Regions from separate parts of the Homo sapiens genome. Here all the other regions are linked to region 3. A link is an interaction called in ENCODE POLR2A ChIA-PET data of the cell type or tissue named here. Cell type or tissue: Panc1. All regions are shown on one strand. Links, peaks and the distances in the headings refer to the core of each region. The heading gives the core; the rest is flanking DNA. Region 1 overlaps RPS16 (ribosomal protein S16). Region 2 holds the start of TIMM50 (translocase of inner mitochondrial membrane 50). Region 3 holds the start of EID2B (EP300 interacting inhibitor of differentiation 2B). Region 4 has its middle 4.2 kb from the start of RPS16. Region 5 holds the start of SUPT5H (SPT5 homolog, DSIF elongation factor subunit). Region 6 overlaps MED29 (mediator complex subunit 29).

Evidence for each region. ChIA-PET counts read pairs that join two places held together with the same protein. Peaks named below come from ENCODE experiments on the same cell type or tissue, not always from the same donor. Only the 100,000 strongest peaks of a DNase experiment are listed, where the experiment ranks them.
Region 1: POLR2A ChIA-PET joins it to region 3 with 12 read pairs; 29 of 35 experiments call an interaction of 5 or more read pairs at or near these places.
Region 2: POLR2A ChIA-PET joins it to region 3 with 19 read pairs; 17 of 35 experiments call an interaction of 5 or more read pairs at or near these places.
Region 4: POLR2A ChIA-PET joins it to region 3 with 15 read pairs; 29 of 35 experiments call an interaction of 5 or more read pairs at or near these places.
Region 5: POLR2A ChIA-PET joins it to region 3 with 10 read pairs; 29 of 35 experiments call an interaction of 5 or more read pairs at or near these places.
Region 6: POLR2A ChIA-PET joins it to region 3 with 13 read pairs; 11 of 35 experiments call an interaction of 5 or more read pairs at or near these places.

What each region holds. Positions count from the first base shown.
Region 1 is chr19:39,428,287-39,433,268 of GRCh38, forward strand. It overlaps RPS16 (ribosomal protein S16), which reads right to left. Exons shown (of 5, transcript NM_001020.6): 5 at 4,851-4,982. It overlaps PLEKHG2 (pleckstrin homology and RhoGEF domain containing G2), which reads left to right. Exons shown (of 19, transcript NM_022835.3): 19 at 1-129. Among named protein-coding and RNA genes, the nearest start is that of RPS16, 5.2 kb to the right of the region's middle. RefSeq lists enhancers at 1-412, 3,158-3,277 and a silencer at 183-477. In Panc1, for the core only: no CTCF peak of the experiment used is centred there; DNase peaks (open chromatin) are centred at 2,675, 3,720, 4,215, 4,319 and 2 weaker places; H3K4me3 peaks cover 1,366 bases; H3K27ac peaks cover 3,798 bases.
Region 2 is chr19:39,478,830-39,483,811 of GRCh38, forward strand. It overlaps TIMM50 (translocase of inner mitochondrial membrane 50), which reads left to right and starts at 2,009. Exons shown (of 11, transcript NM_001001563.5): 1 at 2,009-2,132; 2 at 3,054-3,204; 3 at 4,056-4,087; 4 at 4,306-4,327. The coding sequence starts at 2,025. LOC124904718 (a long non-coding RNA gene) reads left to right here and starts at 4,335. Exons shown (of 2, transcript XR_007067257.1): 1 at 4,335-4,982. RefSeq lists enhancers at 1,697-2,291, 2,412-2,461. In Panc1, for the core only: no CTCF peak of the experiment used is centred there; DNase peaks (open chromatin) are centred at 1,377, 1,912, 2,282 and 2,444; H3K4me3 peaks cover 2,550 bases; H3K27ac peaks cover 3,238 bases.
Region 3 is chr19:39,530,229-39,535,210 of GRCh38, forward strand. EID2B (EP300 interacting inhibitor of differentiation 2B) reads right to left here and starts at 2,624. Exons shown (of 1, transcript NM_152361.3): 1 at 759-2,624. The coding sequence starts at 2,574. The coding sequence ends at 2,089. It also overlaps the pseudogene CRIPTOP7. In Panc1, for the core only: no CTCF peak of the experiment used is centred there; DNase peaks (open chromatin) are centred at 2,083 and 2,663; H3K4me3 peaks cover 2,299 bases; H3K27ac peaks cover 2,088 bases.
Region 4 is chr19:39,437,637-39,442,618 of GRCh38, forward strand. No RefSeq gene overlaps it. Among named protein-coding and RNA genes, the nearest start is that of RPS16, 4.2 kb to the left of the region's middle. RefSeq lists an enhancer at 1-518. In Panc1, for the core only: no CTCF peak of the experiment used is centred there; DNase peaks (open chromatin) are centred at 1,075 and 2,805; H3K4me3 peaks cover 314 bases; H3K27ac peaks cover 3,453 bases.
Region 5 is chr19:39,443,302-39,448,283 of GRCh38, forward strand. It overlaps SUPT5H (SPT5 homolog, DSIF elongation factor subunit), which reads left to right and starts at 2,281. Exons shown (of 30, transcript NM_001111020.3): 1 at 2,281-2,336; 2 at 2,503-2,664. The coding sequence starts at 2,590. RefSeq lists enhancers at 1,524-2,321, 2,081-2,350, 2,322-3,118, 2,491-2,710. In Panc1, for the core only: no CTCF peak of the experiment used is centred there; a DNase peak (open chromatin) is centred at 2,250; H3K4me3 peaks cover 3,658 bases; H3K27ac peaks cover 2,987 bases.
Region 6 is chr19:39,395,666-39,400,517 of GRCh38, forward strand. MED29 (mediator complex subunit 29) reads left to right here. Exons shown (of 4, transcript NM_017592.4): 4 at 1,792-4,852. The coding sequence ends at 2,034. Among named protein-coding and RNA genes, the nearest start is that of MED29, 6.7 kb to the left of the region's middle. RefSeq lists an enhancer at 2,656-2,705. In Panc1, for the core only: no CTCF peak of the experiment used is centred there; DNase peaks (open chromatin) are centred at 2,176 and 3,117; H3K27ac peaks cover 2,123 bases.

The DNA.
Region 1 (4,982 bases), core at 873-4,872, 100 kb before region 3:
ACACTGCCTTGCCCGCATGAGGCTTGTGGCCTGGTACTGTGCACACCTCAGGGGATTCTGATAATTAGCTGAGCACAGTTGCCAGCACAGGGCCTGGCTCAATAAATATTAGCTGCTGGCTTCTGCTCACTTACTGTTTATTGACTGGCTACTGTACACCAGGGCCGAGGCTGTGTCCCGGGGGCCCCGTGGTGACGGAGGTGAACTCCTCAGCCTGGAGTGATCCACTCCACTGGAGCCTCCCCAAGGTCAGGACCGCAGCCGACGCTCCCCTCCTCCGCCCCAGCTGCACATTCCCGGCTGAAGGAAAGTTCTCAGCCTGGCCCAGGCTCCCAGCGGCGTCGGAATTCCCGGTATTCGAGGAGGCAGGGAGGGAGAAGGGGCCTGTCTACTCCAAGGCCTGGAGCTGGGAAGGAGAGGCAAGCCCCTTTCCAGTCCAGATGTGTCCCAGCTGTGCCTCTGGGAAAGAGCCAGGAGCCTCAATAAGGGGGTCTCTGGACCCCCTGGGAAAACCATGGGCGCCAGGCTTGCCTCCACCCCTCCTCCTGGCATCTGTGAATTCCATTCCTCCCTCCCGCCCAACTCCTACTGCTGCTTCCCAGCCCCAGCTCTGTCGCCTTCTCAGGAATACCTTTCCTGCTGGCCTACCTTGGTTCTGAGCCCAGTCCTCCTCAGAGCTACAGCTAAATCAGGCTCCGAAAGGATAAGGATGGTGCCTGCTGTCCTCTCTGGGACATTTAGGTTAATGCCAGCTAAACCAGTTAACCGGAGTTAACTCTGGCTGCGATGCAAAACTTGGCGAGCCGCAAAACATTTTGCCACTAGGGTAGTTTTCTCATCCTGTGTCACCAACCTCACAGGGATGTGGCCACCTCCAACAACCACCTACCTGATGCTCCATGAACCCCACTCCTTTACTTTTTCTTTTTTTTTCTTTTTTTGAGGAGGAGTCTTGCTCTGTCGCCCAGAGCTGAAGTGCAGTGGCGCAATGTCAGCTCACTGCAACCTCTACCTCCTGGGTTCAAGCGATTCTCCTGCCTCAGCCTCCAGAGTAGCTGGGACTACAGGCACGTGCCACTATGCTCAGCTAATTTTGTACTTTTAGTAGAGACAGGGTTTCACTGTGTTGGCCAGGCTAGTCTCGAACTCCTGACCTCAAGTGATCTGCCTGCCTCTGCCTCCCAAAGCGCTGGGATTACAAGAACGAGTTGCTGCGCCCGGCCCCCCACTCCTTTACTTTTTATTTTATTTATTTATTTATTTGAGACGGAGTCTCCCTATGTTGCCCAGGCTGGAGTGCAGTGGTGCGATCTTGGCTCACTGCAACCTCTGCCGCTGGAGTTCAGTGGTGCGATCTTGGCTCACTGCAACCTCTGCCGCTGGAGTTCAATGGTGCGATCTTGGCTCACTGCAACCTCTGCCTCTGGGGTTCAAGTGATTCTCCTGCCTCAGCCTCCCAAGTAGCTGGGATTGCAGGCGAGTGCCACCACGCCCAGCTAATTTTTTTGTATTTTTGGTAGAAACAGGGTTTCACCATGTTGGCCAGGCTGGTCTCAAACTCCAGACCTCGTGATCCACCCACCTCGGCCTCCTAAAGTGCTGGGATTACAGGCATGAGCCACCGTGCCTGGCCTTTTTTCTTTTTTGAGACGGACCCTTGCTCTGTGGCTCAGGTTGGAGTGCAGCGGCAAGGTCTCAGCTCACTGCAACCTCTACCTCCAGGGTTCAAGCAATTTTCCTGTCTCAGCCTCCTGAGTAGCTGGGACTACAGGCACACGCCACCACACCCAGATAGTTTTTGTATTTTTAGTAAAGACGGGGTTTCACCATATTGGTCAGGCTGGTCTCCAACTCCTGACCTCAGGTGATCCACCCGCCTTGGCCTCCCAAAGTGCTGCGATTACAGATGTGAGCCACCACGCCTGGCTTTTTTTTTTTTTTTTTTTTGAGGCGGAGTCTCGCTCTGTCGTCCAGGCCAGAGTACAGTGGTGCAATCTCTCAGCTCACTGCAACCTCCACCTCCCGGGTTCAAGCCATTCTCCTGCCTCAGCCTCCCAAACAGCTGGGACGACAGGCACCCGCCACCATGCCCAGCCTTTTTTTTTTTTTTTGTATTTTTAGTAGAGACCAGGTTTCGCCATGCTGGCAAGGCTGGTCTCGAACTCCTGACCTCAAGCCATCCACCTGCCTTGGCCTCCCAAAGTGCTGGGATTACAGGCGTGAGCCACTGGGCCCAGCCCCCGACTCATTTTATGTATCCTGTGTCAGTGCTGTCCCATATAACCTTCCTTGATGACGGAAATGTTCTAATATGTGCAGCCCCGCTTGGTAGCCATACATGGCTTCTGAGCACTGGCTACTGTATTAACTAGGGTAGATACATAGAAAGTGGGCAAGTGGACAGAAAATCTCAAGTTGTAAAACATTCCCCCTGAGCATTTAGGTGCGGGACTTCCCTATTGGCTGCAGAGGCTGGAACTAGGAAGTAGAAATCTCTGCGCTCCCCAAACAATGAAGTTCACTCGCTTCCTATGAGTCATTAGCCACTCAACGAAGTCCTCACTTAACGTCATCAATAGGTTCTGGGAAACCGTGACCTTAAGCGAAACGACGTATAAGGAAACCAGTTTGTTTAAAGGACTGTTATTACAGGATCTGCTTGTTTTGCTTAAGTCCGTTTCCAAGCACCTATACAAAACGCTGAGGATGCACTGTGCTTTGAAGCCCAACTCCTCTTCCAGCACCGGCAGCAACCCTTGCGTCATTTGTGACTCCTTGGGAGGGGGAAGAGGGCTGTGGTCACTCAGTGCCCCATGACGAGCACATGGCCCGGCACAGGTGTTCAAGGAAAGTGAATGAGCAAGTTGAGGCCACAGACACCCGAAAACAACTCATCACAGACATGGTCTCCCTGGCTACTCTTCCTACCGGCCAGCAGACCCTGGTTCCCATGTCCTCTCCCCCAAGGAGTCCACCTGACTCCTCCAGGCTGTCAGGCACCGCTTGAGTCCCACAGCCTCTTGTGCTTTTCCCACAAGCGGCCACCCTGACTCCTTAGCTCCTCATGTTGAGGGGCCACAGGGTAGAGATGGGGCCTCTTGAGCAGATCTGTGACAACCTAAACTAGTAGTCAAGAACCTGGGCTCTAGGTCGGGCGCGGTGGCTCACGCCTGTTAATCCCAGCACTTCGAGAGGCCAAGGCAGGGGGATCTACCTGAGGTCAGGAGTTCAAGATCAGCCTGGATAACATAGTGAAACCCACGTCTCTACTAAAAATACAAAAATCAGTCAGGTGTGGTGGCACTTGCCTGTAGTCCCAGCTACTCAGGAGGCTGAGGCAGAATTGCTTGAACCCGGAAGGCGGAGGTTGCAGTGAGCTGAGATTGTGCAGCTACACTCCAGCCTGGGTGACAGAGCAAGACTCCGTCTCCAAAAAAAAAAAAGGCGGGGGGGGGGGGGCAGGTGTGGCGGCTCACACTTGTAATCCCAGCACTTTGGGAGGCCATGGCGGGTAGATTACCTGAGGTCAGGAGTTCCAGACCAGCCTGGCCAACGTGGTGAAACCGTCTCTACTAAAAATAGAACAATTAGCTGGGCAAGGTGGCAGGCGCCTGTAATCCCAGCTACTCGGGAGGCTGAGACAGGAGAATTGCTTGAACCCGGGAGGCGGAGGTTGCGGTGAGCCGAGATCACGCCATTGCACTCCAGCCAGGGATACAAGAGCAAAACTCTGTCTCAAAAAAAAGAAAAAGAAAAAAAAAGAACCTGGGGTCTTCCACAGCCCGGTTACCTGTCCAAAATGCCACTTTGGGCTCGGCATGGTGGCTCATGCCTGTAATCCCAGCACTTTGGGAGGCTGTGGCAGGAGGATCACTTGAGGTTAGGAGTTCAAGACCAGCCTTGCCAACATGGTGAAACCCCATCTCTACTAAAAATACAAAAATTAGGCTGGGTGCAGTGGCTCACGCCTATAATCCCAGCGCTTTAGGAGGCAGAGTCGGGTGATCACTTGAGGTCAGGATTTCAAGACCAACCTTGCCAACATGTTGAAACCCTGTCTCTACTTAAAAAAAAAAAAATTAGCTGGGTGTGGCAGGCGCCTGTTCAAGCAATTCTTTCCTTCAGCCTCCCAAGTAGCTGGATTACAGGCGCCTGCCACCATACCTAATTTTTGTACTTTTAATAGAGATGAGGTTTCACCATCTTGGCCAGGCTGATCTTTAACTCCTGACCTTGTAATCCACCAGCCTTGGCCTCTCAGAGTGATGGGATTACAGTCGTGAGCCACCGTGCCCGACTCTCCTTGTTTTCTTTGTATTAAAGATTATTGGCTAGGCATGGTAGCTCACACCTGTAACCTGGACACATTGGGAAGATGAGGCAGGAGGATTGCCTGAGGTCAGGAGACCACGCCTGGGCAACATAGTGAGACCTGTCTCTACAAAAACAAAAATTCAGCTGGGGGTGGTGGCTCTCGCCTGTAATCCCAGCACTTTGGGAGGCCCGGGAAGGCGGATCACTTGAGGTCAGGAGTTTGAGACCAGCCTGACCAACACAGTGAAACCCATCGATACTAAAAATACAAAATTAGCATGGCGTGGTGGTGGGTACCTGTAATCCAAGCTATTTGGGAGGCTGGGCTTGAAAAAAATAGACATCCACAAGGATGAGCCATATATCCGCCAAGGTCTGCAGCCACTAATGGCCCCAAACGACTGCCATCTCAGCTTTGCCTGCACACTGGACTCTACTGGAGGTGTAGAGACAGAGACCCCCTGCCTTCTGCTTCCACTCACCCACACCAAGCCCAGCGCGACCACTTCTGGGGAGGGTCAAAATCCAGACTGGCAATAGGTCCAGGATGTTTACTGATTTCTGTCTGGTTAAACATCCAATACCAACACATAAGGCCACACACAGTTCTTGAAACTTTAAAATCCCTCAAAAACTGTTTATTATACAAGTGAGTTTTGAGTCACGAT
Region 2 (4,982 bases), core at 390-4,389, 51 kb before region 3:
GCCTCAGGTAAAATGGTTGGCTCTCCAGTCCTTTATAGAAAATCATGGCAGGAAGGAATGGGAGAGAAAACAGATTCTGCCTCCCAGCTCCACGTGAGGAAGAGTTTTATTATTAATTTTTATTTTATTTTTTTTGAGACGGAGTCTCCCTCTGTCGCCCAGGCTGGAGTGCAGTGGCACAATCTAGGCTCACTGCAACCTCTGCCTCCTGGGTTCAAGCGATTCTTCTGCTCAGCCTCCCCAGTAGGTGGGACTACAGGCGCGTGCCATCATGCCTGGCTAATTTTTTTTTTTTTTTGTTATTTTTAGTAGAGACGTGGTTTCCCCATGTTGGCCAGGCTGGTCTCAAAACTCCTGACCTCAGGTGATCCGCCTGCCTCAGCCTCCCAAAGTGCTGGGATTACAGGCATGAGCCACTGCGCCCGGCCTATTATTATTAATTTTAAAAATAGAGATTGCAGTCTTGCTATGTTACCCAGTGTGGTCTCAAACTCCTGGCCTCAAGCGATCCTCCTGCCTCGGCCTCCCGAAGCACTGGGATTATAGGTGTCAGTCACAGCGCCTGGCCAGAAGAGTTTTCGAGGGCTGGCTTTTCAGGTCGTTTTCTGGGCCTCAATGTCTATTTCTGACAATGTGGGGAAAAGAAAGATCAGATTGTTACTGTGTCTGTGTAGAAAGAAGTAGACATAGGAGACTCCATTTTGTTCTGTACTAAGAAAAATTCTTCTGCCTTGAGATGCTGTTAATCTATAACCATACCCTGTTATAGATGACGGGGTTCTCTATAACCAACCCCGTGCTCTCTGAAACATGTGCTGTGTCAACTCAGGGTTAAATGGATTAAGGGCTGTGCAGGACGTGCTTTGTTAAACAGATGCTTGAAGGCAGCATGCTCCTTAAGAGTCATCACCACTCCCTAATCTCAAGTACCCAGTGACACAAACACTGCGGAAGACCGCAGGGACCTCTGCCTAGGAAAGCCAGGTATTGTCCAAGGTTTCTCCCCATGTGATAGTCTGAAATATGGCCTCATGGGAAGGGAAAGATCTGACCGTCCCCCAGCCCGACACCCGTAAAGGGTCTGTGCTGAGGAGGATTAGTAAAACAGGAAGGAACGCCTCTTCGCAGTTGAGACAAGAGGAAGGCATCTGTCTCCTGCCCGTCCCTGGGCAAGTCTTGGTATAAAACCCGATTGTATGTTCCATCTACTGAGATAGGGGAAAACTGCCTTAGGGCTGGAGGTGGAACATGCGGGCAACAATACTGCTCTGTAAGGCACTGAGATGTTTATATGTATGCATATCTAAAGTACAGCATTTAATTCTTTACCTTGTCTATGAACCGTTGTTCACGTGTTTATCTGCTGACCCTCTCTCCACTATTATCCTATGACCCTGACGCATCCCCCTCTCCAAGAAACACCCAAGAATGATCAGTAAATACTAAGGGAACTCAGAGGCTGGAGGGATCCTCCGTATGCTGAACGCTGGTCCCCTGGGCCCCCTTTATTTCTTTCTCTATACTTTGTTTCTGTGTCTTTTTCTCTTCCAAAGTCTCTCGTTCCACCTAACGAGAAACACCCACAGGTGTGGAGGGGCAACCCATCCCTTCAGACAATTGGGAGGTGAGGGCCGATTGCCTTACACGGTGAGACAAGCGGCCTGACTCGTGACTATTTTTTTGGACAAATCAGGCAGCCACTGACTCCCTTCATTATGGCCTCAGCTTTATCTCTGGGCAATAAGTGTGATCCCTTCCTTCGCTGCGTCCTTTGCAGGGGCGGTGGCGCTCTGCAAGGCCCAAGGGGGCGTGGTCCAGATGACTTTGAATCCCAGTTGTCGCCCCCAGGGTCAGCCAGGAGACTAGTCAGAAGCAAACGCGCCTGCGGCAATCCGCCCGATGCCTTTGGTCTCTCTCGGGCTTCCGTCCACCCGCCCCTCCCCCGCGTTTCCATTGGCTGTAGCTCCGGCCCGGGGCGGGCGAAGAGGGAGCGAGTGGGCGGGGCCGCGTGGCGTCAGCGCAAGATGGCGGCCTCGGCAGCGGTGTTCTCGCGCTTGCGAAGCGGGCTCCGGCTCGGCTCGCGGGGACTGTGCACGAGGTTGGCGACGCCGCCCCGCCGGGCCCCAGATCAGGTGAGCGGAACGAGGGTGGCCCTCTGAATGTGGGGTCCCTTCCCTGGAGTTACGGACATATCGCCGCCCCTTGGGGGTTCCGGGACGCCTCACCTCAGGGTGCTGAATGAAACGCCGCTTGTGTTTTGGGGCCCTTCCCAACCTCCTGGGTGGTTGCTCCCCTAGGCTGGAGGCTGGGAATCCAGGTGTGTCCTTAGACCCCACCTCCCACCCACGTGGGTGCCGGAGGAGGAGGGGGTTACCGTTCCCCGTTTCAGTGACCACTCAGGTGATACTTGAGCAGGAGGGGCCTGGGACGCTGGAGTCCCAGTCTGGCCGTGGGAGTTATTTTCTCTGTGGCGTTGGTGGTGGCGAGGTAGACGTTTGGGTTTCCAATTCGACTTGCCTCCATGTTGACAGAGACCCAGCCATTCTGACCTCCAAGTCTATCACTTCTGTGCCTTAGTTCCCCAAGCCCCAGACAAGTGATTGCCCTTCCCCGCCTCCGCTCCTATCCCTTACCCTATAACTCTGCTACTTTTAGCCCCAAGCAGCCGGACGTCGTAACTCCCGGTTCTGTCTGTACCCCTTCCCCCACCACTTGTGCCCTCCGTTCCCTCTCATCCCAGTGTTTAGGCCCTCCCATCCCTTATTCTCCGTGCTTTGCTTTTCTGGGCTGCAGACCCTCCAGTCCTGTTGCCTTCAGGATCCTGTGCACCTGGCCTGTTAGCTTTTAAAACTCCTGGCATCCTGGTGCGGGACAGTCTGGTTTTGACCCTCTGAGCAGCCCCACATCCTGACTGCTACTCCAGGGACACAGATGTCCAGGGCTCTGTGGGTGTCTGCCTCTTGGCTCCTGAACTTGATTCTTCTTGGACTGGAGGGTGGGGACCATCCTGACCTCTCTTCTCTCTTGGCTGACCTCCCCTTTCTCAACCGCAGGCCGCAGAGATCGGGAGCCGCGGGAGCACTAAGGCGCAAGGGCCACAGCAGCAGCCGGGCTCAGAGGGTCCCAGCTATGCCAAAAAAGTTGCGCTCTGGCTTGCTGGGCTGCTTGGAGCTGGTGGGACTGTGAGCGTCGTCTATATCTTTGGTGAGGGACATATCCCTGTCCCCCAGTTTTGTTCCTTGGCCTCCCTGGTCCACTGTGGAACCTCCCACTCTTGCCCACTACCAGCTTCTCTCGTCTTCATTCCCTGGCTCCTTCCTCAATAGGGCAGCCAAATAAGACACCTACCTTGAAAACCAGGGAAGTCTTCTTTCTTCTCCCTTCCACTCCTTAAGGTTCTAGTCTTTCTAGTTGGTTCCTGTACCAGGATAAAGGAAAGAGGGGAAGATGGGGAAGGATAGGCCTGGATCAGCTTCCTAAACTTTGTCTTTCCTCAGCAGCCAAAAATCCAGCCTTCCCACTAGTTACTTTAAATCCCACAGACCCGGCCGGGCACGGTGGCTCACGCCTGTAATCCCAGCACTTTGGGAGGCCGAGGCGGGCGGATCACGAGGTCAGGAGACGGAGACCATCCTGGCTAACACGGTGAAACCCCATCTCTACTAAAAATACAAAAAAAAATTAGCCCGGTGTGGTGGCGGGCGCCTGTAGTCTCAGCTACTCGGGAGGCTGAGGCAGGAGAATGGCGTGAACCCGGGAGGCGGAGCTTGCAGTGAGCCGAGATCGTGCCACTGCACTCCAGCCTGGGCAACAGAGCGAGACTCTGTCTCAAAAAAAAAAAAAAAAATCCCACAGACCCAAAAGACCTAGCCCCAGCCCCATTTCTCTCAAAGACCCAGGAATCTTGGCTCCCAGCCCCCTCCTGGCTTGACTCCAGGAGGCTGTGCCTCTCTCTTTCCTCAGATCCAGGAGTCCAGGCCCCTTATCCCACTCCTCCCTCGGGACCCAGGGGACTGGGCCCTAATTCCTCATATTCATCCTGGTCTCCCTTGCAGGAAACAACCCGGTGGACGAAAATGGTGCCAAGGTGAGGGGGAAAGAGACCGAGGCCTTGCCAGGAGTCCTAGTCTGTGGGTGAGAGGGGTCCCCTTTGGTCTGTTCAGGCACATTGCTGGTCTGGAGTGAGCCTTTCTTTCCCAGTGACCTTTGCCTGTTCCTCTTGGGGTCCTGGAGATTCCTTTTCTGTATGTGATGGGGTTCTGCCTCTGACATCCTAAACCTTCCATTTTTCTCTCTACCTCCCAGATTCCTGATGAGTTCGACAATGGTGAGTAAACAAGCACAGATTCTGGAGTCCCTGACCCTCTCAACTCTGTCATTTGTAAGGATGTCTCTCTCCCCATCTGGTGTCTCCGGCCCCTCCTCCTTCCACTGGGGAGGTGGGGGAGCCAGCAGCTGGATGGCTTTGTGGGGAGGGACATTACAAAGCCCAAGCCCACTTCCCTGGCCCCTCAGCCCCGAGCAGATGGTCAGAGACAGATGGGGGATTGGAGCCTTGGGTGGGAGGGCTTGGGGACACAGGGTGGCCTATCTCCAGACACATGGGTTCCTGTGCCTTAGACCAAGCATCTGCGGTTCCCAACTCCTTCCCCATCCCCCTCGAGCCCCTACCCCATTAGGCTCATTTTCAAAACTATGCCGCCTTCCTCTCTCCCCTTCTGGTTAACCAGCTTTTGGTGGTGAAGTAGATGACAAATTGGATAGTAGAGAGTAGCTGTCAATCCTGTCACACCTGGCTCTTCCTAGGAGAAAAATGAAATTGGTGGGTCCAGAAAGCCACCTGTTTATGCTGGGGGATGTTTGCAAACAGTCATGTTAATACATTGATTGTTTCAAACTGGGCAGTTGTAGAATCATGCTGGCTTCAACAAATCAGTATGCTGATTTAAATTGGGCAGGTACATCTGCAGTTTTAAAGTGTA
Region 3 (4,982 bases), core at 488-4,487:
CAAAAACAAACAAAAAATAAGGTGGCTGGGTGCGGTGGCTCAAACCTATAATCCCAACACTTTGGGAGGCTGAGGCAGGCAGATCTTGAGGTCAGGAGATCGAGACCATCCTGGCTAACCGGTGAAACCCTTTCTCTACTAAAAATACAAAAAATTAGCCGGGCATGGTGGCACGTGCCTGTAGTTCCAGGTACTCCAGAGGCTGAGGCAGGAGAATCACTTGAACCCAGGAGGCAGAGATTGCAGTGAGCTGAGATTGCACCACTGCACTCCAGCCTGGGTGACAGAGCAAGACTCTGTTTCAAAAAGAAAAAAAAAAAACAGTGTATTATGGAAAACGAGTAAACACGTATAAATGCATAGAAAATGTTAAAACATTTTGCAAACAACCCAGATGTCCAAAAGGTGTCTAGTTCATTATACTAAGATAAGGCTTTACATTGTAGTTGTAAAAAAAAAAACGCCCAGTGGAGTAGCTCACGCCCAGCACTTAGTACTTTGGGAAGCCGAGGCAGGAGGAACAGTTGAAGCCAAGAGTTGGAGACAAGCCTAGAAAACATAATGAGGCCCCATCTCTGTTTCTATATATAAAAAAAGAAAAAAAAAACCCTGATATATAAATCTCTCCATATATAACTGAAAAAACCCAAGATGCTGATAGAGGTATACAATATGTTACCTTGATTTTATATTTTTAAAAATTTATACCTCGTGATGCAAGTTAACTACCTTGATATTAAAAGGGAAAATGCACAATATTTAGATTGATGTTTATTTGCATATGCATTAGAAAACCTGAAAGGCGTACAGTGAAAAAGCAAAAAACAAGCAAAACCAAGAAAACAACAACAAAACTCCAAGCCACAAGCAATGGCACCTGCATGGAATAGTTCTGAGTTTGGCAAAGGACAGCAACAAGAGAGATTTCTCACAGCATCTTTTGATACTTTTTTTCTTTTTTTTGAGACGGAGTCCCACTCTGTTGACCAGGCTGGAGTGCAGTGGCGTGATCTCGGCTTACTGCAACCTCCGCCTCCCAGGTTCAAGTGATTCTCCTGCCTCAGCCTCCCGAGTAGCTGGGACTACAAGCGCGTGCCACCACACCCAGTTAATTTTTTATTTTTCGTAGAGATGGGGTTTCACCATGTTGGCCAGGGTGGTCTTGAATTCCTGACCTCAGGTGATCCACCCGCCGTGGCCTCCCAAAGTGCTGGGATTACAGGCGTAAGCCAGTGCGCCCGGCCGATACTTTTTTTTGTTGAGTCTTGTGAATAGAATACATATTCTAGAATAAAATAAAAAGCTTAAAATTAACAAAAAACAAGTTTATTCCACACCTACCCAATTTCACATAGACTTGAAAACACTGATCATATAATACGTGGTTTTTTCTATTGAATATTTACTGTTCATCTAAAGTACCTCAGAAAACACAAATATGAATCTTACACTAGGATTTGTTGACATGACCACAAATTGTGAAATTTCAAAGTCCTCTCAATAGCCTTCCAATCCTAGTAACTCAGGTACACCTGGATTCCTGACAACTCTATTTCTTTGTTTTCTTTCATCACTTAGGTTCATTTCTATGGGTTCTGTTATTGGCATTTTTTTTTTCTCATATCTTTGCAAAACCATCCTTTATGGTGAAAGTCATGAAGGATTCTTCACAAATGCAGGAAAATGCATTGCTAACAAAGTGCTAAGTCAGAAGTGTCTTGGGACCTGTTTGAAAACAAGATTCGGCCGGGCGCGGTGGCTCACGCCTGTAAAGTAATCCCAGCACTTTGGGAGGCCGAAGCGGGAGGATCGCTCGGGTCCAAGCGTTCGGGACCAGCCTAGGGATGCGAGACTCCCTTCTCTATTTAAATAATACTAAAAAAGAAGAAAGAAAACAAGATTCAACAGTCTTGTCTGTTTCCATTTCGGAGTGTGCTTCCTCCTTCAATTGCACATTGCCGTATTCCCTTCCAGTTTGCATTCCCCCTAATGACTGAGTTAACTAAACTGGCACAGCCTGCCTGTTCTTTTGATCCCAAAAGGGTCACTTGGCTATTCCTTGCCACCAATGTCATCATCACAGCCGACTCAGTCGGCCAGAGGACTGAGGGCCTCGGAGGCAGTCAGCGCTACCGTAAACGCGACAGCAGCGAAGTCCATCTGCGGGGGATCCGCGTCAAAGGCTGCTTCCCTCGCCTTGCAGCCTTCCACAAACAGCCTGCGGCGTTCCTCGAAATCCCGTAGTAATCTGACCGGAATCATGGAGCTACCATCCAGATACTCGCGGAACAACAGCTGCCGGTTAATTTCTAAGAAAGCGAGCTGCTGATGGGGGTCTGGCGCGGAGGCCAGGCCCGGGACGCTGCTGGGGATGGGCCCGGGCACAGGGCCCGGCATCCGCGCCATGGACCGCGCAGCTTCGGCCACTGGGCCTTCCCGAGCCTCCTGCACCCGAACCCCGCCGCCGACTGCCCCCCGCAGTACGTCGCTGACGCCACTCGCGGTGCCCACCTGTGGGACACTGCTATCTCCGGGGAGCTCGGACATCTCCAACAGCCCAGTCGGCTCCGCCATAGTCCCAGCGTTTCTACGGAGACTGGAATAACGGCACTGCACTGCTGTATGCGAGACCTGCGCATGCGCGAGTCTCAGTGAGCGCGTAAACGCTGTGCGTGCCAGAGTGTGCGCATGCGTAAGCACGGTGGCCAATCCTCTAGCGTTCCCTAGCGGTCCTGAGTAGCCATTACGTCTGTAGCCGCCTCTGGTCCTCTGAGCGCCTGAGGACCTGCGGACTGCGCGGTATCTTAAATTACAACCACTTCAGTATTAATGTAAAGTTCCTTATACGGTCATTTTCCAGCTCCTGTCTTTTTTTTTTTTTTTTCAGACTGGGTCTCGCCCTGTCGCCTAGGCTGGAGTGCAGTGGTGCGATCTCGGTTACTGCTGCTTTGACCTCCCAGCCTCAAGCCATCCTCCTGCCTCAGCCTCTGGAGTAACTGGAACTACAGGTGCACACAACCACACCCAGCTGATTTTTTATTTTTTGTAGAAATTGGGTCTCACTATGTTGCCCAGGCTGGTCTCGAACTCCTGGACTCAAGTGATCATCCTGCCTTGGCCTCCCAAAGTGCTGGGATTACCGGCCTGAGCCACTCGGCCTGGCCTGTAAGTAATATTTTGACACTGGAAGTTTGGGGGTTTCCCAAAACCACCTTTAGGTTTGATAATTCCCAGAGCTCATTGAAATCTGTTATATTCACAGTCATGCTTATTACAGGCAAAGGACACAGATTAGAAGAGATGTATAAGGCACAATCTGGGATGGGGAGGGTTCCAAATGTGAAGTTCCTGTGTTCCTAGGGATGTGTTACCCTTTGTCGTCCATGTGTGGCAATAAGTGTGGGGGTAGTGCTAACATAGGACTCTCACCCAGGCTTTGGTGTCCAGAGTTTTTACTGGGGTTTTACTACCTAGGCATGCTTGATTAAACCATCGTCCATTTTGTTGAAGTCAATCTCCAGCCTCCTACCTGATATCACATGGCTCCAAGCCCCAACTCTCTAATGATATGGTTAGCCTTTCTGTGTGGCTAGCTCTGATCCTGATGATAACCCAAAACGTGAAAGTCTATGTTCCATTTAAAATCAGTCAGCTGTGGCTGGGTGTAGTGGCTCATGCCTGTAATCCCAGCAAGTTGGGAGGCAAAGGTGGGAGGATCGCTTGAGCCCATGAGTTTGAGACCAGCCTGGGCAACATAGTGAGACCCCTGTCCCTACAGAAAAAAAAAATTAGGCAGGCATGGTGGCATGTGCACCTGTAGTCTCAGCTATTCAGGAGGCTGAGGTGGGAGGATGACTTGAGCTTGGTAGGTGGACTGTGCAGTGAGCTATGATTGCACCACTGCACTCCAGCCCTGTATGACAGAGCAAGACCCTGTCTCGAAAAAAAATCCTTTGAATTTAGCTGGAATCCAAATATGAGAGTTGCTGGCAATTGAACTTCAGGAGGATCCATCTAAAAATTCTGACCTATCACAGGTCGTGTCTGGGAGCTGATTGGGTTGGAAATCATTCTGACTCACGTGTACCTTACTTTGTTTCTACAGTTCTCTTGGAGAGATGGAGTTCTCCTACATGTGACATATATGCTTCAAAAAGCACATTTGTGATATTCCACAGAAGACAAAAGAAAGGACTTCTCTGGAAGGTAACTTCAAGGGGACAACAACAGAGCTATGGACTGCAGGAAGATGGCCTGCTTCTCTTCCAGTGTGATTTGGATCATGGCCATTTTGAAGCCTTTGAACTGGGATTAGTTGCTGGGCTGGGTCATCAGGAACTTGCGTGTCCATCTCAGGGAGACCTGGCCTTCAGAAATGACAGCATTCGGCCCCAGGAGGAGCCTGCAATTCGGCCTCAGTCTTCCCAGCGTGTGCTGCCCATGGGGATACAGGACAGTAAGGAGCTAAGCAGAACCTGCTGCCTGAATGGGGGAACCTGCATTGGGGTCCTTTTGTGCCTGCCCCCCGTCCTTCTATGGATGGAACTGTGAGCACGATGTGTGCAAAGAGAACTGTGGGTCTGTGCTCCATGACACCTGGCTGCCCAAGAAGTGTTCCCTGTGTAAATGCTGGCACGGCCAGCTCTGCTGCTTTCCTCAGGCATTTTACTGGCTGTGATGGCCTTGTGATGGATGAGCATCTCATGGCTTCCAGGACTCCAGAACTACCACCGTCTGCATGTACCACTTTTATGCTAGCTGGCATCTGCCTTTCTATACAAAGTTACTATTAATTGACACTGACCTATTTCCAGAAATACCATTTTAGATATCATGCAAATTTCATGACCAGTAAAAGCTGCTGCTACAATGAAAGATGATCATTTGTTAGTTTACTTAAAATAATGAGTATATTTCCAAAATGGTCTCTAACATTTCCTTACAGTATCAACAACTTCTTACTTCTTTGCCCTGCCCTCTCC
Region 4 (4,982 bases), core at 411-4,410, 93 kb before region 3:
CCAAATCACCCTCCACTTAAGCCTCCTCCCCACAGAATTCTCCATCCCCAGCCCCCCAACCCCACCTGAGGAACCCCAGGATTGGGTTGTCCTCTGGTTCCCCGGCAGATGTCCCTGCGTCTCACCCCATCAAGAGTCTCCCCAGCGAAGAGGTTCCTCTCTCAGAGCTAGAGGGAGCCCACAGTTGCCTCAGTTTCTCTGGCAGTACAGGGTCTGGGATCCAGGGTTCAAAAGGGCGTCGTGGTGCACCTTGCCAAAGAGGGTGGAGACAGGGAGACACTGGAGGGCAGGTCTGGGGCCAGAGGGAAAAGCCAGCCCGGAGTCCAGCTCTAAAAGGGTGAGGGGGGAGGGGGCTGTTGGGAGGGAGGAAGGAAGTACCCAGAGGCTGACCGGGAGGGACACAGACACAGCCCAAAGAAATGTAGGCACAAGTGGAGAAGAAGAGAAAGATGAAAGGCCAAGGGAGAAGAGGAGGAGAAAAGGGAGAGACCAGGACAGTCAAGAGATGGACCCCCAAAACAAGCCCAGTGACAGATTTAGAGGCAGAGAGGCCAACCCTCAGACAAAAAAGAGATAAAGGCAGGCATGATGTTTCCAAAATACTTGAGACAGAGGCCAGGTGCAGTGGCTCACACCTATAATCCCAGCACTTTGGGAGGCCAAGGCAGCAGGATCACTCGAGCCCAGGGTTCAAGACCAGCCTGGCCAACATGGTGAAACCCCGCCTTTACTAAAAATACAAAAATCAGCTGGGCATGGTGGCAGGTGCCTGTATCCCAGCCACAAGGGAGGCTGAGGCAGGAGAACCGCTTGAACCCGGGAGGCGGAGGTTGCAGTGAGCTGAGATGTCGCCACTGCACCCTAGGCTGGGCGCCAGAGCAAGACTCTGTCTCAAAAATAAATAAATAAATAAACTCTGTCTCAAAAATAAATAAATAAAATAAAATAAATAGAGCAGAGACCTCAAATATTCACTTGCAGACACAGATAAAGGCTAGCACAGGTGTTTTCCAATGAAGACACAGGCAGATGAGAGGATGCACACATTCTACCTGTACTTTTTCTTTTTTTTTTTTTAAATTGAGATAGAGTCTGTGTCACCCAGGCTGGAATGCAGTGATGCAATCTGAGCTCACTGCAACCTCCACCTCCCCGGTTCAAGTGATTGTCCTGCTTCAGACTCTGGAGTAGCTGAGATTACAGATTCTCCTGCTTCAGACTCCTGAGTAGCCCAGATCACGGGCCTCCACCACTATGCTTGACTAATAATTTTTCTTTTTTTTTTTTGAGATGGAGTATCGCTCTGTCGCCCAGACTGGAGGGCAGTGGCTTGATCTCAGCTCACTGCAACGTCAGCTTCCTGGGTTCAAGCAATTCTCCTGCATCAGCCTTCCAAGTAGCTGGGATTAAAGGCATGCACCACCATGCCCAGCTAATTTTTGTATTTATTAGTAGAGACAGGGTTTCACTATGCTGGGCAGACTAGTCTTGAACTCCTGACCTCAAGTGATCCACTTGCCTCGGCCTCCCAAAGTGCTGGGATTACAAGTGTGAGCCACTGTGCCTGGCCACTAATTTTTGTATTTTTTAGTAGAGACAGGGTTCCATCGTGTTGGCCAGGCTGGTCTTGAACTCCTTACCTCAAGTGATCCGCCCACCTCGGCCTCCCAAGGTTCTGGGATTACAGGTGTGAGCCACAGCGGTTGGCCTAGCCTGCACTGTCTTAAGGGCCTGTTGGGCAGGGGAGTTCAGGTTCTCTCGTCTCTCCAGATTGATCTTCACACATTTGCTAAGTCTCGTATCGTCCCTGAGCTTGGGAGTCAGGGAGCGCTCTGACCTAAGCCCTCCTGACTTTGGGGTCACCATCTTTCCCCAGCCTCTATGGGCACACTCCCTGAATTATCTGTGGCTTGAGTGGAGCAAGCAGGGGATGGGATGAGGGGTGGCGGGGGAGTTCCCCTCATCCACTTCAGCCTTCCAGTCTGCTCCCCCTTCCTGTACCTCTCTCTTCCAGAACCCCAGGCCAAGCACCAGAGAAGGCCTGGGAGTGAGCAAGGTGCCCATGTTGCTTCTGTGGATCATCCTCCTGCTTGTACAGCCCTGGGAGGGCCTAGGAACGCCCGCCCCTCTGCTGGAGGGAGCCTTTTTACTTCCTTGCAGCCCTCTGAAGATACCAGCGAGTGGGGAGCAGAGCCAGCAGACGGGGTGGGCCAATTGATGGGGCGTGGTAGGGGGTGTGTTTGAGGAAGGGTCAGCCTCTTTCCCTCCAAGATCTGATTCTCCTCCTTACCCCTGAACTGTAGGAAAACAAAAATGATGACACCCTCTACACCCCAGATGATCTCTCAGTGAGTATTGCATTCGCTTCTTTCTGCAGTTGCAGGTTTTGAGAGAATTCAGTGGTCTCCATGTGTGAGGGCTGCTGTGTGACCATATGAATATGTTGCGGGGAGGAAGTAGTGGGACTATCTCCTGACCCAGCCCCTAGCCTTGACAGATATATTTTGCTCACTGCTGTCTCCAACACCTAGAATAGGGAGGTATATAATAACAAATGATGATGATGACTACAGCTGCATGTAAATAGTGTTTACTCTGTGCCAGGTATTGGTTTAAATGCTTTAAGTATGTTAGCTTATTTACTCTGTACACCAATCCTATAAGATAGATAGGACCACCATGTATGGATGTGAATGTTGTACACTGCACAAGGATCCCACATCTACAAAGACAGTACTATATTCACAGGCTGGATATTGTAGATTTGCATATTTGCCAACTTGCGGCAGATGGCAGTAAAGTATCTTGTTCTAATAAAATCAAGACTTAGAAGGTAGAAGGAACTTAAGGAAGGTCTTTTTATTTTCTTTTTTTTGAGACAGGGTCTTGCTCTGTCCCCTACGCTGGAGTGCAGTGGCACAATCACAGCTCACTGCAGTCTTGACCTTTTAGGCTCAAGCAATCCTCCCACCTCAGCCTCCAGAGTAGCTGGGACCACATACACGTGACACCACAAATAGCTAATGGCTAATTTTTTTTTTTTTTTTTTGAGACACAGTGTTGCTCTGTTGCCAGCTGGAGTGCAGTGGCGTGATCTCTGCTCACTGCAACCTCTGCGTCCTGGGTTGAAGCAATTCTTCTGCCTCAGCCTCCCGAGTAGCTGGGACTACAGGCATGTGCCACCATGCCCAGCTAATTTTTGTATTTTTAGTAGAGACAGGGTTTCACCATGTTGGCCAGGATGTTCTCGATCTCTTGACCTCGTGATCCACCTGCCTCAACCTCCCAAAGTGCTGGGATTACAGGCGTGAGCCACCGTGCCCGACCTTTTTTTTTTTTTTTTTTTTTTTGTAGATATGGGGTGTCGCTGTGTTGCCCAGGCTGGTTTTGGACACCTGGGCTCAAGTGATCTTCCTGCCTTGGCCTCTCAAAGAGCTGGGATTACAGGCATGAGCCACTGTGCCCAGCTGAGTGTCTTTTTCTAGCTTGCACATAAGTACAGCATGGGATAGTGTCAGGCCTTACGGTTGGGATTATCCAGAGCCCTATTTACAGATGAGGAAACTGAGGCCCAGAGAACTGAAGGGGTTTGTTCCAGGACACAGATAAGAAATCTTGGGAGTGGGGACTTGGACTCATGCCCTTACCCATAGATACCAGGTCACTTTGTCCCTACTGTGTGTCCTGCTGAGACTCTAGGCTGCTCCAGGTTGGAGCTGTCTGTGATTGGGTTTGAGGAGGGACCATCTATGGGAACTGCTGTGTTCCAGCTACAGTACCTGCTGGATCTCCTGGGGTCCCGGCTGTGGGTGGCCAGCCAGGGCCCTTGCCTGTCCTGTGAAGGACATCCCCAGAGACCTGTCCCCCTCTTGGAGTTACTACAGGGAGCTTGTGCTTGGCACCCTACCACAGCCTGAGCTTTGGAGGACATGGGCTCCCAGGTACACCCAGAGAGGCTGGGTAGAGAGAGGGAGGGAATAGTCTTCAGCTCCAACTGCCAAACCCTAAGCCTTTTCTTCCCTCTAGGCCAGAGGACCCCACCTGGAGCCCTAGTAGCCAAGGGGAAGAGTTAAGAAGGAGGAAAGTAAGGTGCGATCTGAAGTCTCTGACCTCTTGGGCAGGGAGTTGGATAAATTGCCCCACCTGCCCCCATTCTCACCCTCCTTTAGATACTCTTCTCTCTTCTTCCAGGAAGGGACAGAGAAGTGCACAGGTATTCTCTAACCTCATCCCTATACCTTGAGAACAGGGAGGGTCCTGTGGTTCACATCCCTACATCCCTGGCTACAAAAAATTACCACTTGAAGAACTTTCTTTTCTTTTCTTTTCTGTTTTTGAGGCAGAGTCTCACTCTGTTGCCCAGGCTAGAGTGCAGTGGCATGGTCTCAGCTCGCTGCAACCTCCACCTCCTGGGTTCAAGTAATTCTCCTGCCTCAGCCTCCTGAGTAACTGGGATTACAGGCACGCGCCACTACACCTGACTAATTTTTGTATTTTTAGTAGAGATGGGGTTTCACAATGTTGGTCACGCTGGTCTCGAACGCCTGACCTTGTGATCTGCCCACCTCAGCCTCCCAAACTGCTGGGATTACAGGCGTGAGCCACCGTGCCCAGCCCACCACTTGGAGAACTTTCAAGTAATACTGATGGCCAGACCCCAGCCCAGATAATTTGATAATTGGTCTCTGGTGAAGCCTGAGCATCTATATTATTTTTATTATTATTTAGAGACAGGGTTTCACTATGCTGCACAGGCTGTAACTTGGCATCTGCCCATATATTTTTTTGAGACAGGGTCTCACTCTGTCACCCAGGCTGGAGTGCAGTGGCATGATCAAAACTCATTGCAGGCTCGATCTTTCAGGCTCAAGTGACTCTCCCACCTCAGTCCCCCAAGTAGCTAGCGCTATAGGCGCATGCCACCACACTCAGCTAATTTTTGTATTTTTTGTAGAGATGGGGTTACCCTTTATTGCCCAGGC
Region 5 (4,982 bases), core at 537-4,536, 87 kb before region 3:
CAAAGTGCTGGGATTACAGGCGTGAGTCACTGCGCCCGGCCCTAATTTTTGTGTTTCCAGTTTAGGGCTATTATGCAACTCTTTCTTTCTAAAATATTCTCAAGTATTCTGATGTGCTACCAGAGTTGAGTTCAGAACCACGGATCCACCAAGGAAGAAACTTCCATGGCTGGGGAAATGACTGTGCCCTCTTTTTTCTGCAGGGAATGGCTTTCTGCAGCAGTGTCTGTAGCGATTTAATATGTAGAATCCTATTTTCTTGTTGTTTTTTTTTTTGAGACGGAGTCTTGCTCTTTTGTCACAGCAACCTCCACCTCTCAAGTTCAAGAGATTCTCCTGCCACAGCCTCCCGAGTAGCTGGGATTACGGGTGTGCGCCACTACGCCACCTGGCTAATTTTTGTATTTTTTAGTAGAGACAGGGTTTTACCATGTTGGCCAGGCTGGTCTTGAACTCCTGACCTCAGGTGATCCGCCTGCCTTGGCCTCCCAAAGTGCTGGGATTACAGGCGTGAGCCACCGCGCCCGGTGGAGAATCCTTTCTTTTTTTGAGATGGAGTCTAGCTCTGTTGCCCAGGCTGGAGTGCAGTAGCACGATCTCGGCTCACTGCAAGCTCGGCCTCCCGGGTTCACGCCATTCTCCTGCCTCAGCCTTACGTGTAGCTGGGACTACAGGCGCCCGCCACCACGCCCAGCTAATTTTTTTTTGTATTTTTAGTAGAGATGGGGTTTCACCGTGTTAGCCAGGATGGTCTCGGTCTCCTGACCTCGTGATCCACCCGCCTCGGCCTCCCAAAGTGCTGGGATTACAGACGTGAGCCACCGCGCCCGGCCCAGGTGTGTCATACTTATGTGAGAAATTTTACCAATGTGTCCTGAGGCTTCTTTTTTTTTTTTTTTTTTTTGAGACTGAGTCTCACTCTCGCCCAGGCTGGAGTGCAGTGGCGCGATCTCGGCTCACTGCAAGCTCCGCCTCCTGGGTTCACGCCATTCTCCTGCCTCAGCCTCCCGAGTAGCTAGAATCACAGGCACATGCCACCACGCCCGGCTAATTTTTTTGTATTTTTAGTAGAGACGGGGTTTCACCATGTTGGCCAGACTGGTTTCGAACTCCTGACCTCAGGCAATCTGCCCGCCCCGGCCTCCCAATGTGTTGGGATTACAGGCATGAGCCACCGCGACTGACATAGACTTCTGATTTTTAAAATTTCCCCTATCAGGTTAATTTTTCAATTTTTAAAAATTTAAGTTTTAATTTTTTTTTTTTTTTTTTTTTAGAGACAGGGTCTCTATTACCCAGTCTGGAGTGCAGTGGTGCAATCATAGCTCACTGAAGCCTCAACATGGGTTCAAGTGATCCTCCCACCTTAGCCTTTGGAGTAGCAGGGACCACAGGCACACGCCACCACACCACATTAAAAAAAACACAAAAATTGGATACATGGGGTCTCAATTTGTTGCCCATGCTAGTCTCAAATACCTGGCCTCAGGTGATCCTCCCGCCTCAGCCTCCCAAAGCGCTGGGATTACAGGCGAAGGTTCATTTTTCATCTCTCCATTACACCTGTCCACTCTGCCATCACTCGTCAGCCGTCATTACTAATAGATAAATTCGCCTTTAAATGAACTTAGGAAGCCTGGAAAGAAAAATAGGGACTTGGGCCGGGCGCGGCAGGTTATGCCTGTGATCTCAGCACTTTGGCAGGACGAGGCCGGAGGATGGCTTTTTAGTTTGAGTTAGAGGAGTTTGAGACCAGGCCGGGCAACAGCCCGACTCTACCAAAAAAAAAAAAAAAGTACAAAAAGAAAGAAAAAGAAGGAAAAACCAGGGCTTCACGGTCACTCAGACTTGGCGAGGAGGCTTGGGTCTGCCGCTTTCCACTGAGTTTTTCTGAGCTTCAGCGTTCTCTCCAAAACGGGGATACGGATCTCCTGGGGATGCTTTAGAGGGCCTAGGAGATAAAGCCTTGTTTCTTTTATAATTTGCTATTCGCTGATTTCGCCGCCTCCTCGCAGCTTGGCCTACCGCGCTAGTGTTCCGGACTAACGAACAAACGGCTCACTAAATTCAAACATGAGTTTCAGCCTGGTCGCCGAGCCGGCGGGTAGAAAAAACCTTTCCCCTCCTAACCCTCCGCAGATGTCGGCCCCGCACTCCGCCCAGGCCAGCCCTGCCTCTCTCAAGATGGCGACCTGGAAGTGCGTCGCCCGTGCCAGCCCCGGAAATCTCGTGTTAGGCGAGGTCAACGGGTAGGTTCTCGCGAGAGGACCCGTCAGCCCCAGTCAGGCGTCGTGCGAACAGCAGCTGGTACCGAAGGCGGAGGTGGAGCCCGAGAGGTAAGTGCGTGTGCAGAGGTGGCAGTTCCGGGCGCCGGGGAGGTGTAGAGAACAGATTCGGAAACTGGGGAGGTCTAGCATGTGGCGTAGGAGGGGGTCCTCACTCCGCTTCGCGATTGCCAAAACGAGCCTGCCGGAAGCGCCCTAAGGGGTTTTCTTCTCCCAGGGAACCAGCGGGGAAACTGAGGCTCGGGGTGGAGCGCAGGATTGTGGGACGCGCCAAGGCTGCTGTCTTTCCCAGCAGCAGCGGAAGATGTCGGACAGCGAGGACAGCAACTTTTCCGAGGAGGAGGACAGCGAGCGCAGCAGTGACGGCGAGGAGGCCGAGGTCTGTGGCTGGGGCGCTGGGGGAGACATTGCGTCTGGGGACAGGACTCCGGGCAGAAAGGCCCCTGTGGGAGGCTCGAGGGGTTCACAGCGGGCTCTGGCTTCTGGGAACTCCCAGATTGTCTCAAGAGATAGAGAATTAGGCAAGTCGAAGTCAAGCAAAGGGACAGGTTCTGGAGGCCAGAAATGGGTCAGGTCCAGTGAGATAACAGGTGATGTTTTGAAAGTTTACTCTGTGTGCATATAGTAAGCACTTAGCATTAGTTTTTTTTTTTAGTTATGTCTAGTCATTCCATAACTATATTTGTAGTGCCTACTATGTACCAGGCGCAATTCTTTGCTCTTAGGGTACACCAGTAAACAAAAAGATTTTAAAAATGTCTGCCTTCGGGAATGTAAATAAATATAGCCAAGGAATAAACTATATAGTAAGCTGGAAGGTACTCTGGAGAAAAGAACAGAAAAGGGGAATGGAGAGTCCTGGTTGCTCTTGAAATAGGGTCATCAGCATGAGTCTGAGGGGTGACATTTGAGCAAAAACTTGTTGGAGGTGAGGGAGTGAGTCGTGGTTAGCTGGAAGTGTAGTGTTCCAGTGAGGGGGACCAGCAGGTGCAGAGATGGGAGTGTGTCCGCCGTGTTCAGGGATTAACGAGGATTTGAGAGGCCAAGCTGGGAGGATCACTTGAGCCCAGAAGTTTGAGAGCAATCTCGGTAACACAACGGGACCCTGTCTCTACAAAAATATAAAAACCATTGGCTGAGGCCGGGCTTGGTGGCTCACACCTGTAATCTCAGCACTGTGGGAGGCCAAGACAGTGGATCACCTGAGGTCAGGAGTTCAAGACCAGCCTGGTCAACATGGTGAAACACCATTTCTACTAAAAATACAAAAAAATTAGCTTGGCATGGTGGCGCCCACCTGTAATCCCAGCTACTCGGGAGGCTGAAGCTGAGAATCGCTTGAACCAGGGAGGTGGAGACTGTGGTGAGCTGAGATCGCGCCACTGCACTGCAGCCTGGGCGACGAGCAAGACTCCGTCTTATAAAAATATTAGCTGAGCTTGGTGGCACGCTTCTGTAGTCCCAGCTACTTGGGAGGCTGAGGTGGGAAGATTGCTTGAGCCAGAAGGTGAAGGTCTAGTGAGCTGTGATGGTGCCACTGCACTGCAGCCTGGGTGACAGAGTGAGACTTTGTCTCCCCACCACCCCCTAAAAAAAGGGGGTCCACTTTGGTTGGATCAGAGTGAGTGCAACAAAGAATTTATGAGAGCCAAGTCATATAGGATCTTGAAGGCTGTGGTAAGGAATTTGGTCTTAACTGAGTAAAATGAAACCACGAAAAAGTTTGAGCAAGTGGAAGATGTGATCTAATGTTTTGAAAGGATCACTCTGGCTTTGGGTCTGTTGTACCTCTGTTCCAGGAACCAAAAAACCAACATTTCCTGGGGCATTTCTGATTTCAAATGTTCTTTTATTTGCCATTATCTTTTTTTTTTTTTTTTTTGAGACAGCATCTCACTAGGTTGCACAGGTTGGAGTGCAGTGGCATGATCTCAGCCCACTGCAACCTCAGCCTCCCGAGTAGCTGGGATTACAGGCATGCACCACCACATCAGGCTAATTTCTGTATTTTTAGTAGAGACGGGGTTTCACTGTGTTGGCCAGGCTGGTCTTGAACTCCTGACCTCAGGTGATCCACCCTCCTTGGCCTCCCAAAGTACTGGGATTACAGGCGTGAGCCACTGCACCAAGCCCATTATCCACCTTTTAAACTTATTTTTGTTTTATTTGTTTGTTGAACAAATCAGTGTTTGCATCTACTACTGTGTTCCACTTACTTCTCAGGTGTCTGGTAGGAAATCTTTGCATTTTTGGAGTTGACATTTAGTAGGTAGCAATCACAAACCAGTAAACAGATGACAGGGTGATTATAGATCCCTTGTTTGATGCACAGAAACTTAAATTGGCTGTTAAATTAGTTGCCAATGCTTGTGAGGGAGATTTAACATAAAGATTAAGATTTCTTTTTCTGGGGAAATGGAAGGAGCTGGCACCCTGGGACACAGAGTTGTTCTGCAGAGCAGCCGTTTGCTTGATGAGTGGCTGCCCTACTTATACAGCTGGGAATTTTCTCCAGTTCCCAGGATATGTTAGTTGCCATTTGTCCTCTTGCTTGCCTTGTGGCAGAGTGAAGAAAAGGAAAAGATTTCATGTGGCTGTGTTCTGGAAAACGTTTGGTAGATGGAGAGTGCTGTGTGTTTCGGGTGACTTGTCCCAGTCACTTATGTTGCCTGCTTATCCTCTGTGGACATTTGATTG
Region 6 (4,852 bases), core at 1-4,000, 140 kb before region 3:
CCCAGCACTTTGGGAGGCCGAGGCAGGCGGATCACAAGGTCAGGAGATCGAGACCATCCTGGCTAACACGATGAAACCCCGTCTCTACTAAAAATACAAAAATTAGCCGGGCGTGGTGGCAGGCGCCTGCAGTCCCAGCTACTAGGGAGGCTGAGGCAGGAGAATGGCATGAACCCGGGAGGCAGAGCTTGCAGTGAGCCGAGATCGCACCACTGCACTCCAGCCTGGGTGACAGAGCGAGACTCCGTCTCAAAAAAAAAAAAGGAGGACTGTCCCCGAAACAGGGACCTAGGAGAAGCAGTTTTGGGGAGTACAAGGGCCCTACAAATGTCAGGGGGAGGCCAGCGACAGTGTGGGCGCCATTAGTGCAGAGGTGGAAACTGAGTGGTGTGCGTGGGTGTGACAGCCCTGGGAGGGCTTGAACAGTGAGAGAAGACAGGGCCTAGGAATGGCTGCACTTACGTCTTAGGTAGTGTAAGAAGTACCTAGAGCTGGTCAGGCGCGGTGGCTTGTGCCTGTAACTCCAGCATTTTGGGAGCCTGAGGCGGGCAGATCACAAGGTCAGGAGTTCAAGACCAGCCTGGCCAACATGGCAAAACCCTGTCTCTACTAAAAATACAAAAATTAGCCAGGCATGGTGGCGTGCACCTGAAATCCCAGCTACTTGGATGAGACAAGAGAATCTCTTGAACCCGGGAGGTGGAGGTTGCAGTGAACCAAGATGGCGCCACTGCACTCCAGCCTGGGTAACAGAGCGAGACTGTCTCCAAAAAAAAAGGGGCCGGGCACAAGTGGCTCATGCCTGTAATCCCAACACTTTGGGATGCCAAGGCGGGTAGATCACGAGGTTAGGAGTTCGAGACCAGCCTGGCCAATATGGTGAAATCCCGTCTCTACTAAAAATACAAAAATTAGCCAGGCTTGGTGGCATGCACCTGAAGTGCCAGCTCCTCTGGAGGCTGAGGCAGAAGAATCACTTGAACCCAGGAGGCAGAGGTTGCAGTGAGCCAAGATCGTGCTACTGCACTCCAGCCTGGGCAACAGAGCGAGATTCCACCTCAAAAGAAAAAAAAAAAAGCCTGGGCGCGGTGGCTCATGCCTGTAATTCCAGCACTTTGGGAGGCTGAGGCGGGTCGGTCACCTGAGGTCATGAGTTTGAGACCAGCATGGCCAATGTGGTGAAACCTTGTCTCTACTAAAAATAAAAAAAAAATTAGCCGGGTGTGGTGGCGGGTGCCTGTAATCCCAGCTACTCGGGAGGCTGAGGCAGGAGAATCACTTGAACCTGGGAGGCGGAGGTTGCAGTGAGCTGAGATCGTGCCATTGCACTCCAGCCTGGGCAACAAAACCGAAACTCCATCTCAAAAAAAAAAAAGAAAGTAGTACCTAGAGCAGCCAGAGAAGCAGGCAGAAAACCAGGGGTGAGATGCCACTGCCAACACCAGGCCTGGAGCCAGGGCAGTAACAATGATAGTAGCTAACAGTTCTTGGCACTTTAAACAGTGTGCCAGGACCCGTGCCTGTGTCTCATACACCTGCTCTCACTGTTCTCACCTTATGAGGTAGGAAGAGGTGGTTATTAAACCCGTTTTCCAAAGGAGGAAACTGAGGCTCAGAGAAGAGTAGCCGCCATGCCCCCAGGTTCCCCAGCAAATGACTGGCAGGGCCAACCTCTGACTCTAAGACCTGGGAAATCCAGAGGCCAAGCCGACAACCCCCAGCTGGCCCTTGGGGTGGGGTAGAATGACCTCGGGTGGAGCTGATGCTGTCCCCTTGCCTGCCTGTCCACAGCGCCTGGCGCATGAGTGCCTGTCACAGAGTTGTGACAGTGCCAAGCACTCTCCAACGTTGGTGCCCACAGCCACCAAGCCCGACGCAGTGCAGCCTGACAGCCTCCCCTACCCACAGTACCTGGCGGTCATCAAAGCCCAGATTTCCTGTGCCAAGGACATTCACACCGCCCTGCTGGACTGTGCCAACAAGGTCACGGGCAAGACACCCGCACCACCTGCTGGCCCTGGGGGCACTCTGTGAAGTGGGGGACAGGGAGTGGGGCAGGCAGTGGTTGGTGGGTGGTGTGCAAAGGGAATGAAGAGCGTCCTGGGCCTAAACACAGCAGCCTCCTCTCTTCCTGCCTGAGCACCGCAGCGGGAGCCAGCAGGGGGCAGCAGAGGCCAACAGGGAGCTCGCAGGCCGGGCCCCTGCGTCCCTGCCCCTTCTTCCTGCTCCCCCTCCTAGCCTAGGGTAGACTTTGAACTGTGTGTGTTGATGACTTCTCTGTTCCACAGGCCCTCCCCCATTCTTGCCTGGGTGTGGAGCCCTGGCTGTCCCCTCTCCCTCAGTCCTTCCTGACTGTCTCCAGCTGGGAGGTGGTCTCTGTGTGCCACTCCTCTGTGTCTCTATTACAGTTGTGTCTCTCTCATCCTGTCTCTTTTTCCCTTGTTTCTCTGTTCCTGTTAATGTGTTTCTCCCCATGGTCCTATTTCTCTCACTCTGACCTCTCTCTCTTAGTCCCCTTTAGCTGTCTTCTATCCCCAGCTCCTAACTGGGACTCTGTGTCTATGCAGGGGGCCAGCACCCCTGGGTTATCTGGGGCTAAGGGAAGGGACTTCATTTCCAGGGGCCACAGCCAAGCCCAGAGTCCCCCAGCGGCTCGCATGTCAGCCCAGACCCCAGGGTCCTTGGCCTAGGAGAGGAGCAGTGGAGGGGCCCAGGCTCTGAGCTCCACAGGTCTGAGCAGGGAGCAACTCAGGCCCCCACCCAAGCCTGCGTCAGCGGAACTTGAGTGAGGGGCGTTGTGCAATTTGTGGCAAGGCTGGCCCAGCTGGATGCCTGGGTCCCAGTATTTTTAGCCCCAAAGGAGAAGTGAAAAGGCCCCAGCCGGGGTGAATCATCAGTCCTGGGGAAGAACCCAGGCGCCTGAGCCCCAGCTCCGGGAAGCAGGCACTGGGGAGGGGGCTTCAAGGAGGGAGTGCCCCCTCAGACTCCCTGCTTCCCTGGAAGCTTCAGGAAGCTCAGCCTCAGCCTTCAGGCCTGAGCAAGTGCAGGGCGGAGCTACCAGCCCAGGCTCAGATGTTGGGGTGTGAAAGCCTCAAGTGACTCAGCCTGGTTGGAGAACTGCCCCACCCAGTATCTTCTGTGCCATGGTTCCCACATTCGCACTCCATGGCCTCCTGTCCTGGACCCCACGTCTGCAAGGAAACCCTAGGACCATGGATACCTCTGTGATTCACGCTGAGCCCAAGTCCCCACACTGGAAAACTGGGAAATGGCCAGCTGTGTGTCCCAGGAAATTCCTCCCCTTATTCTTCCTTGAAGTGCCCGAGCATGTAGGGCAAGAAGGAAGGCTGAAGCGCTGTCCCTAGGAGGAATTTCTCCTTCAGGGGAGCCTCAGTTTTGCCCATTTATCTAATTGAATCAGTTTTTTACCCAATCCCCCGATTTTGTAGGATAATCTCCCTTATCTAAAGTCAACTGATTATGGACTTTAATCACATCTACAAAACACTTCCATGGCGACAGCTAGATGAGTGTTTGAATAACTGGGACTGTAGCCCGTCCAAGTTGACACATAAAACTGACCATCGGGCCGGGGGCGGTGGCTCACGCCTGTAATCCCAACACTTTGGGAGCCCGAGGCGGGCGGATCACAAGGTCAGGAGTTCGAGACCAGCCTGGCCAACACGGTGAAACCCCGACTCTACTAAAAATACAAAAAATTAGCCGGGTGTGGTGGCACACACCTGTAGTCCCAGCTACTCGGGAGGCTGAGGCAGGAGAATCGTTTGAACCTGGGAGGCAGAGGTTGCAGTGAGCCAAGATCACACTATTGCACTCCAGCCTGGGCGACAGGGCAAGACTCTGTCTCAAAAAAAATAAAAAACTGACCATCTAGTCCTTGTCATCTGGGCACCCTCACACATCTCCTTAACCACACTTAATCTCCAAATAAGTACGATAACATAGTCATAGTCCCACCCAACATGATGCAGTTATCTTGCATACAACTGAAGACAACTAACCCTTTCCCCAACAGAGCCCACCAGCAGTGGTGGAGATGTCGGTCCATGAGCGCACACACAAGACTGAGGGACTGTCGGCCCTCCCAGGTGGTGTCAACACAACATCACACACAGGTGGGGGGGCCTGATAGCCCAGCACCCATGATACAGGGCCTACCAATGCTTAAAACCACACCCAGGGAGCCCACAGAGGCACTCAGTGGGTGGTGGGGTGATGGATACACATCTATCAGGCACAGGGCGGAGGTGGGCACCACTGAGTTGCACTCAGCAAACACATTGGGTATCTTGTGCCCAAGGCCTGTATTTGTGGAGCTGATGTTCTAGTGAGAGACAGTAAATGTGACAAAAGTAAAATATATCAGATGGTGAGAAAACAGAAAAATGAGATCAGAAGTGGAGATGTTGGGGCCAGGCACAGTGGCCCAGGCCTGTAATCCCATCACTTTGGGAGGTGCAGGCAGGCAGATGGCTTGAGCCCAGGAATTCAAGACCAGTCCGAGCAACATAGCAAAAGCCCTTATCTGCAAAAAATTCAAAAATTAGCCAGGTGTGGTGGTGCGTGCCCAGGTTCCCAGGTACTCGGAGGCTGAGAGGTGGGAGGATGCCTTGAGCTTGAGAGGTTGAAGCTGCAGTGAGCTGTGATCGCACCACTGCACTCCAGCTTGGTTCATGGAGACCCTGTTTTTTTAAAAAAAGAAGTGGAGGTGTTTACACCAGCAAAATACTCATTTTTTAAGTGTAATTAAGTTGAAGATCAAAAAATGGAAATGTATAATTAAATCATACTTAGCAAATCTAACACATGAAATGTAACATCTGCATATGGA